Regions from separate parts of the Mus musculus genome. Here region 1 is linked to region 2. A link is a loop called in an ENCODE intact Hi-C map of the cell type or tissue named here. Cell type or tissue: gastrocnemius. All regions are shown on one strand.

The links. Peaks named below come from ENCODE experiments on the same cell type or tissue, not always from the same donor. Only the 100,000 strongest peaks of a DNase experiment are listed, where the experiment ranks them.
Region 1: a loop joins it to region 2, with 2.4 times the contacts of the local background. A loop is called at or near these places in 12 of 42 quality-filtered maps.

The regions. Positions count from the first base shown.
Region 1 is chr15:9,333,683-9,336,182 of GRCm38, forward strand. It overlaps Ugt3a2 (UDP glycosyltransferases 3 family, polypeptide A2), which reads left to right and starts at 1,916. Exons shown (of 7, transcript NM_144845.3): 1 at 1,916-2,106. The coding sequence starts at 2,013. In gastrocnemius, no CTCF peak of the experiment used is centred here; no DNase peak of the experiment used is centred here.
Region 2 is chr15:9,288,720-9,291,219 of GRCm38, forward strand. All of the region lies in intron 2 of Ugt3a1 (UDP glycosyltransferases 3 family, polypeptide A1), which reads left to right. Among named protein-coding and RNA genes, the nearest start is that of Ugt3a1, 10 kb to the left of the region's middle. In gastrocnemius, a CTCF peak has its summit at 1,134 (motif pointing left); no DNase peak of the experiment used is centred here.

The DNA.
Region 1 (2,500 bases), 45 kb after region 2:
ATACCTAATAAATACCTCACTAACTGAATCCAAGAACACATCAAAACGATCATTCATCAAGTTTAAGTAGGCTTCATTCCAGGGATGCAGGGATGGTTTAATATATGGAAATTCATCAACATAATCCACTATAAGACCAAACTCAAAGACAAAAACCACATGATCATCTTGTTAGATGCTGAGAAAGCATTTGGCATAATCTATCACCCATTCATGATAAAAGACTTGGGAAGATCAGGAATTCAAGGCCCATACCTAAACATAATAAGAGCAATAGAGAGCAAACCAGTAGCCAACATTGAAATAAATGGAGAGAAAGTTGAAGCAATCCCACTAAAATTAGGGAATAGACAAGGCTGCCTATTTTCTTTCTACGTATTCTATATAGTACTCGAAGTCTGGGCCAGAGCATTTAGACAACAAATGGAGATCAAGGGGATACAAATTTGAAAGGAAGAAGTCAAAATATCACTTTTTGCAGATGATATGATAGTATATATAAGTGACCATAAAATTTCCACCAAGGAACTCCTTAACCTGATAAACAGGTTCAGTGAAGTAGGTTGATATAAAATTAACTCAAACAAATCAGTGGTATTTCTTTTCACAAAGAATAAACAGGTTGAGAAAGAAATTGGGGAAACATTACCCTTCACAAAAATCACAAATAATATAAAATACCTAGGTGTGACTCTAACTAAGGAAGTGGAAGATCTGTATGATAAGAACTTCAAGTCGCTGAAGAAAGAAATCGAAGAAGTTTTCAGAAGATGGAAAGATCTCCCATGCTCATGGATTGGAAAGATGAACATAGTCAAAATGGCTATCTTGCTGAAAGCAATCTACAGATTCAATGCAATCCCCATCAAAATTCCAACTCAATTCTTCACCAAGTTAGAAAGAGCAATTTGCAAATTCATCTGGAATAACAAAAAACCTACGAGAGCAAGAACTCTTCTCAACAATAAAAGAACCTCAGGGGAATCAGATTCTCTTTGTGCTTTGGAGCTGGAAACTTTGCACTGAGAAACTTGGCTAAAGCACTTTGGTTTTACACTGGAGTGTGAAGATGACTGCTCGGAGCAGTGTGCTCCTTCCTTCATTGTTGATTTACAAGTAAACAGATCTGGACTCTGTCCTGAGCTTGCCCTTGGAAGGATTGTGGAATAGTTCTGTTCTGTTTCATGCTGTTCATTCAGAAGTGGAGGTTTAGCTTTTTTTTTTCCTTTTCCTTTTTCTGTCTTTCAGTTACACAGGCAACTAGCACATTTTCATGCATCTGTGACTAGTGAGAGATGTCAAGCAATAATCTTGATTGCTTTTCTCGAAGATATGTTTATGATCGACGTCACTGGAGATTTTAAAACCGGTACCCAGGGTAATTGTTCCAGAAGTGACGATAGAAAATAGATAGAGGAGTGTCAGAGGGAGAAGCATCTTGTGAGCTTATGACTAGGCTTAAAAAATATTTACGATATATTCCACTTTAAGATATTCTCATTGACAGGATTTCCCAAGGTCCCTACATTCCCACTTTAGAGATATATTGTGGCAGCAAAGAAATATTGTGGCTATAAGACAAATTATAGCTGGGTGTGGTGGCGCACGCCTTTAATCCCAGCACTCGAAAGGCAGAGGCAGGCGGATTTCTGAGTTCGAGGCAGCCTGGTCTACAAAGTGAGTTCCAGGAGAGCCAGGGTTATATCGAGAAACCCTGTCTTGAAAAACAAAAACAAAACAAAACAAAACGAAAAGACAAGTTATGTATTAATTCTCCATTTGTTTTTCTTTTAACTCTAGTTAAGGAGGATGATGCAACATCAGCTGGAAAGAGATTAGCAGAGAAAAGGCCAAGGGTAAAAGGGCATTTGGAAAAAGAACAGAAAATATCTTCTGCCTTTAGTCCATCTGAGGCAACAGACAGTGCTTTGTGACAGAGGCTTACAGGGTCCCTTAGTGGGGCACAGCTCTTTAGGTGTGCAACCTGTGTCAGGGCTCCACATATTCTACAGATGGCAGCACATCGGCGTTGGCTTCTCATGAGCTTCCTTTTCCTTGAGGTTATTCTCTTGGAGGCTGCAAAAATCCTGACTATATCTACACTGAGTAAGTTCTTGTTGGGAATGTAGAGCCTTGTGAGACTGTAATGCCTGGGTTAACATGTTTCACAAAAATGACACATAGTTGACCATGCATGAGGTTTTTCTACCTAGGTGTGGACCACACCTGGGGCAGGGGCTATGGAGTGTGTGTAAAGTTGTGCTTAGAGAGGACTCTACCCAAGGGAGAGAACAGCAGTAGATGGTGATATAATGTGATGTGGAAACAGAAGGAGGAATGCAGGGGGGGGTGGGGTTGTAAGAAAGGCTTCTCTACTGGGGTTTTAGTTGTGAGTGGGTGGGAGGCAGATCAGGAAAAGTGATCTGCCTATTCATCCAACAAAGGGAGCAGTGAACATTTCTTGATTTTTCTGGGTAGGCTAACATTCATAAACCTTTTG
Region 2 (2,500 bases):
TCTGAGTAAAAAAGAAATCCATTGTGAATGTTTTGTATACACACACACACACACACACACACACACACACACACACACACTCATCTATATACCTCTGTCTAAAATGTTTTTCTCTAGGGTCGTAGCTAGGTGTGTAGTGCCTGTAGGTCTTTCTGTACAATTTCATCCACATGTATAATGCATTCTGATCACACTGCCACACTTACTACTCTATCCTCTCTACCTTTTGACTATTTCCCTTCCTTTTTGCAATTATCTGCTAAGTCTGTATTAGTGTGTGCATGTGTCTATGTGTGTGTGTGTTTGTGTGTGTCTCTGTGTGTGTTTGTGTGTGTGTGTGAGAGAGAGAGAAAGAGACAGAGACAGACAGAGATAGAGCGATAGAGAGATAGAGAAACAACTGTATACTGTAACCACTTGCACAGGCCTGGGAATAGGACTATCCATTGGAGTTTAGGAAGCTCACTAGTGGTCAAACCACTGATAACAATGACTGCCCCCCCTCGGTATCCATGGACAGTCCGCAGTAGTTTTCCAAGAAGGGCAGAATTGCATGAGCCATTCCTTATCCTGTCTGGCAGTCAGGTCCAGTGTAGGCAATCACAGCTGTAATGAGGTCACAGCCATTTCATGTTCAGAAGATAGTTTTTTGTGACCCATTTTCCCTCCAACCAGCTCCTATCTGATTTTCCTCCTCTCTTGTGTTGTGTTCCTTGATCCCCTGAGAGAGTGCAGATAGAGCCAGGCATTCGATGTTTTATGTCAACCGACATGGTTCTCTGCGTTTATTGCAGTTGGCTACACAAAGAAATTCTCTAATGAAGGCTGAGAGCAAAACTTATAATCCATTGGTATAAACAAAAGTATGTATAAGGTGGGTTAAAAAACATATCCATTTAGTTAAAGAAAGTAGCAATTTCTTCCATACAAAATATGGCCCTCCTAGCCATAGGCTTTTGAAGAAATTTACAGTGTTCGGTACTGTTTTTTCCCCCTGTACAACAGGCTTTAAATCCAGTCAGAAGGTAGAAGATCACCTTTATAACACTGGGCACGTTTTCCCTGTAGGTCACTATTGTAACATAGGAGGCCTATCATTTATGTAAAAAGTATTGATGAATTTTGCCCCCTAGTGTCCTGTGTAGCACCTTTCAGTCAGAAGGGAGGAAGCTCCATATTCAGTTCCAGTTTGAGTTTGCTCTGCCTTTGTGACCAAAGCTGTGGTGACCTCAGCTATATGATCTAGTTCTGCTGGGCAATCAAGAGCAATGGCAACAGCCTATGCTGTCTTGAGGGCTCCATTGGCCTCAAGATCAACAACTCCTAGGAATGTGTCCCACACTAGCACAGGGTCTTTTTGTTTGATTGCTCTTGACTTCTGAGATCAGCATTATCTAAGTATACATGACATCTCTATTTAAACAATTTAAAACATGTTTTATGAATGGTTTTGACAGTAAATTTCTTTACTGACTGTGTGTATGTGTGTGTGCATGCTAATGTGTGGAGATCAAGGGACAGCCTGCAGGAGTTTCCAGTATCTGAATCCCAGGGATCAAACTCAGGCCACCAGCCTTGGCAGTGAGTGCCTTAATCTGCTGAGCCATCTCAGTGGCCCTCAGAGATTTTCTTTTCTTCTTTTAAAAGTAGCTTCTAAACTAGTGGATTTCCACATGTCTCCTGTATAATCTTCAGTTTTGTTTAGCTGTCCCCCACCTCTCTCCTAATCTCTTTTTGGTTGTTGGTTTATTTCCATTGACAATGGTGGGTGTCTTTCTAAGTTTCTTATATTTACAACTTTCCCCAGAGAGACCCAACAAACATCATCAAAAAGAATTGCCACACTCATGGAAAATTTGAGAGTCACCCCCAACCCCCATGGAACATTTTAATAGCATCTAAAAAAATCTGCAGACATGTAATCAATAGGGATAGAAAGGGCATTTTTCCAGAATTCTCAGTGATTGATGACTGTGTTGTGTGGGCATAAGCATACAATTGGATTTATTCACCTGTATATTGTGTTGTGTAGGGAATCCATCCTAACAGTTTATTATGAGCACTGCCTGGCAGATGAGCAGATTAGAGGCTTTCCACTGAGGTGAGTCAGCCATAGTTGGTGCTAGAATCTCCAATTATGACTGAGTCTGAGACACCAAGTTAGGTTGGGACTGTGTCAGATGAGCAATGAACAACGAAAGGAGGTTCCCAACCCTATAGTCTGTCTTCAAACACAAATGATTGAAACTCTCTCGTTAGGATCACTTGAGGATTCTGGTTTTGACCTACTTATTTTGACTTGAAATTCTCATCAATAGCAAGAGAGGATGAATTGAGTTGTTTTTATTTTTTTCTAATGTAAGATGACATATATAGCTTGAAATTGTCAGAAGTGAAACTTTATAGTGGACTCATATTGTTCATTGTGAATGTGTAATAAAGGAAGAGCCAGACTGGCCAGTTGGGGCACGGCAGACTTCCTTCCTTCCTTCCTTCCTTC